Regions from separate parts of the Homo sapiens genome. Here region 2 is linked to region 1. Evidence: chromatin loops called from intact Hi-C (ENCODE). Cell type or tissue: mammary epithelial cell. All regions are shown on one strand. Links, peaks and the distances in the headings refer to the core of each region. The heading gives the core; the rest is flanking DNA. Region 1 overlaps ZCCHC7 (zinc finger CCHC-type containing 7). Region 2 overlaps ZCCHC7 (zinc finger CCHC-type containing 7).

What was found. Hi-C counts contacts between places; a loop is a spot of excess contacts. Peaks named below come from ENCODE experiments on the same cell type or tissue, not always from the same donor. Only the 100,000 strongest peaks of a DNase experiment are listed, where the experiment ranks them.
Region 2: a loop joins it to region 1, with 6 times the contacts of the local background. A loop is called at or near these places in 3 of 110 quality-filtered maps.

The regions. Positions count from the first base shown.
Region 1 is chr9:37,293,073-37,298,461 of GRCh38, forward strand. All of the region lies in intron 2 of ZCCHC7 (zinc finger CCHC-type containing 7), which reads left to right. Among named protein-coding and RNA genes, the nearest start is that of LINC01627, 99 kb to the right of the region's middle. In mammary epithelial cell, for the core only: a CTCF peak has its summit at 2,910; no DNase peak of the experiment used is centred there; H3K27ac peaks cover 347 bases.
Region 2 is chr9:37,348,764-37,354,152 of GRCh38, forward strand. It overlaps ZCCHC7 (zinc finger CCHC-type containing 7), which reads left to right. Exons shown (of 9, transcript NM_032226.3): 7 at 594-689. Among named protein-coding and RNA genes, the nearest start is that of LINC01627, 43 kb to the right of the region's middle. In mammary epithelial cell, for the core only: no CTCF peak of the experiment used is centred there; a DNase peak (open chromatin) is centred at 2,218; H3K27ac peaks cover 1,846 bases.

The sequences.
Region 1 (5,389 bases), core at 99-5,098:
TTTATGCCCATTTCAAGTGGAGTTGGAATGGTAGGTTGTGCTTTGGATATGTTATAGCTTGCAATGAATGTAATATAAACATTTGTGATATATCCTGTAAACAGTTTGAAGTGTGAGCCTGAACATGTTTGATCTAAGGTCTGGAGGAAGATGTGAAGCAAATCTGACCTAAAAAAAATTATAGGAAAAAAGCAAATTGTTCTGGATTTGTTTCACCAAGGAACAAGTAAGCAGAGAACCAGACACTGGAGAAAAAAAGGAGTCAGGAAGTAGACAAGGAAATGTTAAAAGAAATAATAGGATAACTGAAAGAATGTAGCTTCCAGATTGCTAGCTATCAGCAGATAGATAGAAACTTTTATACAGCCTTTAAATCTTCCCTAGAAACCTTTTTAAAAGTAGCTTCTTGATTAGATTTAAATGGGTTTTATTTATGCTTGTCATTTTACAGATATTGTAAATATACATATGGTATATTTTCTTTTTGCCTTTTGTGGACAGTTGGAGGTGGGGAACAGGCATCCATAGTCAGTATATTTAAAGGAAGAAAAAACAACTTCCATAATCTTGTTATATTGACTGTTTCTGTTGATACATTTTCCCTTTCTTTCTTGTTTCTTAGTATGATTTGAGGGTCATTTTAAATTTCTGAATAAATATTTTGTAAGCCAGGTGGTTCACTGACTGAACGTTTGGGACAGAGGTAATGGGAGATGAGGCCTTCTCTCTCTCTCTCCATAGACAAAGGCCTTAATATGACTAATAACTTAGCGAAAGCTCTATATGACCCTCTGCTAAGCACCTGTATTTATTTCCTCTTTCTTCTTCCTCCTCTACCTCTAAAAAAAGAAATCCCCATTTCTTTTACACACATGTTAAAAATAAAAAATTGTTTCTGGTAAATTTAATATGATTTAAAATAAGATGAACATTTTGATGCTTTACTTGCAAATTCTGCTATTAAAATGTGTTTTATTTAAACTATTGCCACTTATACAGTGAAAAATTTTAATGACTAAAACAGTTTTGTGACCAATGTTATAATTGAAAAGTATAAATTTGAGAAAACCAAGACAGAAAAAGGGAGCAGTTTCAGAAGAATGTAAGTGAATAAAGTGGCTTAGCCCTCAGGGGATTTGAATGTGGCATTGTGTGTATTTCAAAAGTTTCCGTTGAAAACAGATGCTGCTGATGAAGTTGGGAATAGTAACTTCATCTGTGGCTGTTTCAGTTGCTTATTAGAAGTGAGAAAGATCCCAAGGGGTTTATCTGGTGTAGTGGAGTTAGGCTCAGGAAAGGATATGACATAAATATCTGGCAGCTTTGTCTGTGTGGTCTTTAATCCATAAACACTGGTTAGGTACAAGCATGATTATCTATAAACATGCAATTATCTTATTTCATGTGGATTCTGTTTCTACCACAGTGTTATTTCAGTAATGGCAGGGTTGTTTTTTGAAGTCCATTTTAATTCTTAAGAACTGGTTATTACAGAAATTGTAAGTTTTTTCCCTAAACAAAGAGAACTGTCTTACTGAATTTTTATTATATAATGATAGTTCATTAAATTATTTACTGGCTTATGTGCCCCAATTCAGAACAGTACTTATTCATACAGTTGTCCATATGAATGTTTCCTTTTTTGCTTTTTCTTTTCAATTTTATTTTCTGATATTATTCATAGTATTCAAGTTATTCTGATAACTGGATAGATAAAATAGATATGGTCTCAGTCCATAGAGCACTTTGATATAGAGAGGGAAATAAAATATTTATTGACATAGCCCTTAATACAGAGTTTAAAAGTGCCCAGGATCCTTGAAAATATAGATAAGATGCTTTCAGACTATGACTGAAGGAGAATTTACTTCTACTACTAGAGGGAATTCAAAGGAGATAGAAATGTTATTTAATTAATTAATTCAGTAAATATGAATACCTATGGTAACTAAGCAATCATGCTTTGATGTTTGGAAGATATAAAGATAGAAATTACACAGTTAAGTCCAGATATTACAAAGTTGTGAGTGATCATCACTGCTTTTGAAGGGGTACCAGATAAGACTTCAGTGGAGGTGAGTAGGGACTTGATGGCCATATCCCAATTCCAAGTGGATGAATTGGGGGTGAATTCAGGTGTTCCACAGAATAAATGTATAGGCATAGCTGCAGAGAACAACAGGAAACTGGGGAAATTATTAGGCATAGCTGGAACATTGGGACCAGGAAAATGAAGCAAGAGAAACAAGTAAAGGCCAAATCATGAAAGTAAAGGCCAAATCATGAAAGGCACATTGTATAGTATACAAAGGAATTTTATGTGTATCCTGTAGGCAGCAAGGGACCATTCAGGGCAGAATGTATTCACATTTATATTTTAGAAATTACTTAAGTAGCAGTGGAATGAAAAGCAGTGTGTGATAATAGAAATAGTCAGAAGATATTTCATAATCTGGGTAAGATATTAAGTGGTCCTGAGCTAAAATCGTGGCATTGAGGCTATTTTGGATACCCTATTTATAGTATTTGATATGAAAAGTGAGAGAGAACCTGAGTTGAGCTTTCTGGTTTGGAAAACAGACTATGGTGCAAGTCATTGAGATAGAAGACATACAAGGAAGGAAAGTAGGGGTTTTGTTTTTGTATCTTTAAGGAAGAGAAAATAATTCCATTTTAGTGAATATGAGTTTGAAATACCTGTGAGACATCCAAGAAAAGACATGGCTAGAGAAGCAAATTTGGTAGTTCTCACTATGGGCATATATGACATAATCTGGGAGAAAAGTTGTAGAAGAAAATGGGTAAAGTATGGAGTATACCAAGTAACTAGTGAAGAGGAAACCACAAAGGGGGACAAGAGATAGGAAAGCATTTTGTTCTATCAGCCAAGAGAATTGTAAATGCCTCCTAGAGGTCAAGTGAGAAAACTGCTGAATATTATCTATTTACTTTAGGTTGGTGCAAAAGTAGTTGTGGTTTTTGCCATTACTTTCAAAGGCATAAACCACAATTACTTTTGCACCAGCCTAAATACATTGATTTTGAGGAGCTGAGCCTTAAAAGATATTCAAAGTTTGCAATCATGAAAATTGTACTGGGTTGGGTGGAAAATTGGGCAAAAGGTAGACAGTGTTGGAGATCAAGGGAATGCCATGAACAAAAGTACAGAACTGGAAAAGCACATTACAGACATGACCTTTTGTTTTAAAATATTACAAATGTAAAAAAGATGTATAAAAAGAAGGTGTGGACAATAAGTTTTATGCTATTACTTTTATGGTATAACTGCCCAAATACTTAAGTTAACTGGTGGGAGAGTTATTTACAACCTTTTCTACTTTTCCTTTTTTCTTTTTTTTCCTTAACATTTCACTATGTTTTAGAGCATTGAAAGAATGCCATCTCAGATCAGGGAGAGTTTTGGTTTCATGATGCAAGTACAGGAATAGATATTGAGAAAGTCCAAAGTTTTGGTTCCTTAAGGATTACAGGTATATACCAGCTATTGTTTCTTTTTTTTTTTTTCCGAATCTCTAACCATGAGCTCACAGTCTATAATGTATAGGCACACAGATTATTTGGGGATAGAACAGTTGCTAACAGACCTACACACTTAGTTTTACTTACTTACTTTATTTATTTATCGCGAAGGTTGTCATGCGCTGTCATCCAGGCTGCTGGCACGCAGTGGCGGCAGTGGCACCATGTTGGCTTACTGCAGCCTCAACCTCCAGGGCTCAAGCCCTCCTCCCACCTCAGCCTCCATATTAGCTGGGACTATAGGCATGCACCACCATACCTGGCTAGTTTGTGTGTGTGTGTGTGTGTGTGTGTGTGTGTGTGTGTGTGTGTGTGTTTCGTAGAGATGAGGTCTCACTATGTTACCTAAGCTAGGCTCAAACAGTCCTCCCACCTTGGCCTCCCAAAGTATTGGAATTGCAGGAGTCAGCCACTGCATCTGGCCCACACTTGTTTTAGAAGCTATCTTACATATAGGAGACTGTTTTAGTGATGTAATCATCATAAATTAATTTGTTATAGGCAGAATTCAGTATTGCTTTTTAAATAGCTCATTTTCCCAAATAATATATACTTTTTGTCCTTTTTAAAAGCTTGTTGTTAATTAAATTAGCCTTCTATTGTTAAAAATTCAATTATCATGGTTATTTATTTAACACAGTCATGCTTTTTAGGTAGCATTAGATAGCACATATTATTCTACTATATGGTAAATTCTTTGAGGGCAAGCACCATGTCTAAGACATCTTTCTGTCTCCAAAAATGTCTTTTACATGAGAGAGATTCAGTAAATATTTATTGAAAATTAACTTGACACTATTAAATGGAAACTTTTTAAGGAAAGTTGCATTTACATTCTTAAATCACCATTAGTGGCAAATTCACCATTGATTTGTGGAATATTAAATTCTAGTTCATTGTATGCTGAATCATACATACCTACCTTTTGGTGAAATATAATAATGAGTTTTACAATTTTAGATGTAACAAATTAGGATATCTGGAAAATGTAAGGCATCTATGGCTTCCTTATAAGAAGGAGCTATATGGAAATTAGGCTGAGGAAATGATTCTTAGTCTCTGGCACCTGCGGTGTAGATAACCAACTGGATATGCTGAACTGAGCCCTCTGTCTCAATAATCTTTGGTGATCTTTGGAAATACATTTTACTAGCTACTACCTTCTGTCAGATTGTCCCTAAAGGTCATGATAACCAGCTCTGTAATTATCTGTAGCTACTCTCTTAGTAAAGGAATGACGATCTTCAGCTCTTCTAACACAGCCAAATGTAAGCAGACTAAGTATAACTAAAGCTTGGGGTGAACTAGCTTCTATCTTTCAGAAATCCAGCCCATATTCTTCCCCAGAACGTTTGAAATGTGAATGCAGTCTGATATCAGTAAATAGCTAAATTACCACTGCATCTCCAACAAAATACAAGTCGCCCTTTTTTGCCCTATGTTGGAAAGCACACACATAAAAAAGTGAACATTAGTGTAAGCATAATGGACAGGGTTGCTTTGAAGACTAAATGATGTTTAAAGCAATTTATAGCCCTGGATCACCATGCACATATAAAGATGTTTCTCATAACTACTATGCAGTAATTGTCTGTATGTGTAATAAAGATAGCAGAATAGTTCCACAAATGGGGGCAAAGTGTAAAAAAATAGACTGTAGGTTATGGGTCACCCCCATGACCTAGTCACCTCTGACCAGGCCCAACCTCCAACATTGGGGATTACAATTCAACATGAGATTCGGCCAGGACATATATTCAAACTATATCAATATCATCACCAGATGAATAGCTAAACAAATTGTTATATCCATACAATGGAATACTGCTTGATTATAAAAAAATGAACA
Region 2 (5,389 bases), core at 218-5,217, 56 kb after region 1:
GCCCTGCTTTTTCCACCTTGTCTTCCATTTACACCCGGCTATGTATGTCATATTTTGGCAGCATGTATGCTCTTTTTTAGTTCCATGTCACTGTTCATTCTGTTCCCTCTGCCTAAGATTCTCCATTTGATTTACACCTAATTTGAGAGTAAATTTAAGTTTTACACCTGCAGGGAAACTTTCTCTGACCCTTCTTTAACCCCATCCGCTGGTGGGGGAGTCCCCCTCACCACTCCATTAATGCCTTGTACATACTACTGTCACTGTATTGACATTGTTTTGTAATTATGTATATGCCTCTCATGTTCTGCTGGCCCATTATACTGTGTTGGATACCGAACACAGTACTTGGCACAATGCCAAATTGAATGAGGAGGGAAGAAGGAGAGGGAAGCACACATTGACATTAAGAGTAAAAGAATTGTTCTTACCATGTTATATACTTTAATATATGGAATCGCCTGAATACAGGTCTCCATACAAAACTCTAAGAAACTTCTAAGGAATCCCTTACCTATAAAGCTCTTTTGGAAAGAATGAGGTTTTAATTTTCTTCTAACATCAACAAACCCTCACAAATATTCATGTTGCAGACCAAACCTGGACCACCCAAAAAGCCGAAGACCCCTTCAAGACCATCAGCCTTAGCATATTGCTATCACTGCGCGCAAAAAGGCCATTATGGACACGTAAGTTTGAGTGACATTTGGGCATGAAGCATTCTGTTGTCAGGGAGTGTTTTCTGAAAGATGAACTCAAAAAGAATGTAACTCTAAATACTTACTTTTTAATAAACATTAAAGTAAGACTTAATATATTTTCAACTGGTTTACCCCTCCCCTCCCTGCTAGAGTAACAAGCTATCAGAGCATATTCCTCTAATTATGTTACATGTACATGAACAGGTTGGGATAAAACTAATATAGTTCATAAAATCAAACAAATATAATAGTCAACAGTATGATAGCAGTTCTCATGAGTTCTTACAAACACAATTGCTTTGACACCGCCATAGCATGATTTTAGATTTTCTTTTTTTTTTGAGACGGAGTCTTGCTCTGTTTCCCAGGCTGGAGTGCAGTGGTGCGATCTCAGCTCACTGCAACCTCCTTCTCCCGGGTTCAAGCGATTCTTCTGCCTCAGCCTCCCAAGTAGCTGGGATTACAGGCGCCTGCCACCACACCCAGCTAATTTTTGTATTGTTAGTAGAGATGGGGTTTTACCATATTGGTCAGGCTGGTCTTGAACTCCTGACCTCAGGTGATCCACCTGCCTTGGCCTCCCAAAGTTCTGGGATTACAGGCGTGAGCTACCACACCTGGCCGATTTTAGATTTTTGTTGTGTTTTGGGGTTTGTTTTTTTTTTTTTTGGTTTTTTTTTTGAGACGGAGTTTCACTCTTGTTGCCCAAGCTGGAGTGCAATGACACGATCTCAGCTCACTGCAACTTCCACCTCCTGGGTTCAAGCAATTCTTCTGCCTCAGCCTCCCGAGTGGCTGGGATTATAGGCGCATGCCACCATGCCCAGCTAATTTTTTGTATTTTTTTAGTAGAAATGAGGTTCCACCATGTTAGCCAGGCTGGTCTCGAACTGCTGGCCTCAGATGATCCACCCGCCTCGGCCTCCAAAAGTGTTGGGGTTACAGGCGTGAGCCACTGCGCCCGGCCCAATTTTAGATTTTCTACTTAGTTCTCCCGTTTTCCCTGGTACAATGTTCAGTTAAGTCTACATCACATACATGTAAACCCTGGCATTCAGTGGTGAAAAAACAGATGCTGCATCATTGACTTGCTCACCTACCCCACAAATGCCCAGATTCCCTATCCAGCCAACATATTCCCTAACCCCAGCTGAAAAGGCCAAACTGTGTGTGTTCTAGATGCTGAGGTGTCAAAGCAGAAGAAGCTTCTTGCTGAGAGCTGGGCATGAGGCCACTAGGCAGATGCCACATTAAGTATGAAGCAGCAGCAGCTCATTTCAGAGAAAGGATGTAATAAGAATAGGCTCAGAGCCCATACTTCTGGGAATCTTGAGGCAGTGGAGGAAAGGCAGTGGCACAGAAAGTAGAAAATTCTTAAAAAAGAATGTATTATTCCCAGTCTCCAGGTAGGCTTCTAGTAGCCTAGAAACCAAGATAAACTAATATCAAACCAGATCTGGTGTCAGGAGGCAGAAAGCATGCAGTGTTGGGAGTCCTCAGACTGAGAAGTATGAGCAATAGGATGGGGTGAGTGGTATTGCAGGTTACCACTTGAATTCCAACTATGACACATCACTGGTGTAGATCTTGGGAGCTGGAGACCTACATTGTAGGGCAACGAAGAAAAGTGCTGAACAGAATCCATAAACAGATAAAGTTTATCTTCCATATTGGGGCAGCAGCAACCGTGGGGGTGAGACATAACTTATGAAAGCCAGGATGAGGCTCTGAGCCTCAGTTGCAGTTTTTGCTCTGCTACTGACTCAACCATGTGATGTAAACAACCCATTTTTTCTCTTTGGTCCCATTTCTTTATCTCCAAAGCAGAGAAGTTGTACAGGAAATCTCTCAGCACCAAGTAGTGAAGACTTTTTTTGAGACACGGTACAGAGTGCAGTGGGCACTATCTCAGCTCACTGCAGCTTTGACCTCCCAGGCTCAAGTGATCCTCCCACCTCAGCCTCTCGAGTAGCTGGGATTACAGGCACACACCACTGTGCCCAGCTAATTTTGTTTATTTTTTGTAGAGACATGGTCTCACTATGATGCCCAGGCTGGTCTCAAACTCCTGGCCTCAAGCAATCCTCCCTCCTTGGCCTCCCGAAGTGTTGAGATTACAGAAGTGAGCTACCATGCCCAGCCAAGAAGACTTCTTTTACAGAATTATCATCTCTAGATCTTTTACTGCTCTGTCCATTCCTCATTACTAAACATTCAGATGTTGTCAACGTCTTTTAGGGAACATATTCACATAAGCTTTCCATTACCACACAAATCACATAGATGTACAATTTTTGCTTGCTTACCTCTGTAAAGCAGAGGGGTATAATTTTAGCATTTATGTTTGTTCAATTAAAGAAAAACAATTATAGTTGGATGCTTACTAGTCACTTCTGTTAAGGCAGATAGGAAATATATTAAAAGCATGTGGAATTTATCCCTAAAATCTAGATGTAGATAATTTTTAATTTACAATAAAGCAAATTTGGCAGCCTCATGACTGCCATAGATGAGGAACTCTAGATTATTTACACTAATGAAGAAGATCATTGGTGTGGCTAATCCAGAATAGTAGATAAATTATATAGCCAACTATCAATTGTCTGTGCTAATGGAGGGGACCAGCGATGTGGATAATCAAAATATAATTTACATTTAGCTTTGGAAAACATTTGTAGTATTATATAGCTCTGTGTAGTCACATCAGTCTAGACCATACAAGACCCAAATAGGGAACTATGCAGGTGGTTAAAGATGTCTGTGGACCCCTTCCCTTTCAATGTCAGAAATCCAGCCTTACAGATACTATTATTGAATGGATTCCTCATGTGAAAGACTAGATCTAAGGTGAATATGACATTGCCCTTCCCTAATTTCACTCACTCTCTAGCTGGGGAAGCAAGGACAACAGTAGTCACTGTACAAAGATTACTCCAGGAGTGTGTGAAAGGGGGAGCACGGGCTGGGAGAGTTAAAGATTCTGCTGAAATGAGTATTAGTTGAGTGTATCAAGACCTCTGTTACCTTTGCATAATCACAATTTGCTCTTTTTTTTTTTTTTTTTTTTTTTTGAGACAGAGTTTCGCCCTTGTTGCCCAGGCTGGAGTGCAGTGGCGCAGTCTTGGCTCACTGCAACCTCCACCTCCTAGGTTCAAGCTATTCCTACTTCAGCCTCCCAAGTAGCTGGGATTACAGGCATGTGCCACCACACCTGGCTATTTTTTTTTTTTTTTGTATTTTTAGTAGAGCTGGGGTTTCACCATGTTGGCCATCTGTTCTCGAACTCCTGACCTCAGGTGATCCACCTGCCTCGGCCTCCCAAAGTGTTGGGATTACAGGCATGAGCCACCATGCCCTGCCAAAAGCGTTTCTTTATGTTACCATGTAAGTTTGCCATATAACCTCTAGGACCCTCCCCCCGACAAAAAAACAATCTAAATAATCCAGGTAGTCACAACAGATAAATCTAAAGATAGCAGAAGGATGGAAATGATAAAGATTAGAACCGAACTTATTGAAATAGAAAAGTGAACAGCATCAACAAAACCAAAAGCTGATTATTTGAAAACTCTTTTTTTCAAACAAAAGAGAAACTTCTGGAAAAACTACTGAAAGAAAAAAGGTACTAATAAACAATGAGTGGAAAGTGTGAGTAACTTAAGATACTATATAAATGTTTTTAAATTATAAGACTACTTCATAAAGTTAAATCTGAAAAGGCAAATAACTCTAAAATATATGTATAAATTAACCAGACTGACTCAAGAAGAACAAATCAACTGAACCAATACCATTAAAGAAAATGAATAAGGCCAGGCACTGTGGCTCATGCCTGTCATCTCAACACTTTGGGATGCCAAGTTGGAAGGACCACTTGAGGCTGCCAGTTTGAGACCAGCCTTGGTAACATAGTGAGACCTTGCCTCTACAAAAAACAAATAAAAATTATGAAGTCTGAAACTTAAAACTTACATCACTGTTCATTGGAATATTCATCAGTAAGAGTATAAAAACACATGAGAATGGCCGACTTCAACTTGATGACAGTGGTAACTTCTGGAAAGGGAAGGAGATGAGTGCAAAATGGGAAGGACTTACATGGAGGATTTCAGCTATATCAGTAATACTTTATTCTTGGGGGAAAAACAGGCAACTAAGGTAAAATGTTATGGTTTTATATGAGGGTGAATATAGGTTTTTAATTATTTTTTTATAAATTGTGTGTTTAGAATGATTTATAATTTTTTAATTCTACAAATTAAGTACATAAATGTTTGGCTGCTAGCTTGGCTAGTTCAGACTTGGCTTAATTTTATGTGGATTTTTCACCTACTCTTTAAAATATATTCTAATTGTTTTTCATTACTTAGCTAAGAAACAACATTTTAAAGTAACTTTTAGGCAAGATGGCAGAGGCAGAAAGGGGAAAGTTCCAAAAGAAAAGATTTCAAACATGCTGAATGGATCTGTGTCACAGATCATGATAAACAAAAGCCTGCTATGTGGTGAGTGGTTCAGGCCAAAGCCTATGGATTTGGGAAATACTAGCTGGGTAGAGGCCAGAGTCATGAGAGTAGGAAGCTGTCCTGGGAAAATGAGTAAGAGTAGGGATTTCAACTTGGGTGGCGGAAGCAAGAAGAGAAACTTCTTTTGGGGTGTCTCACAATTACCTAGGAACAATTTTAAAC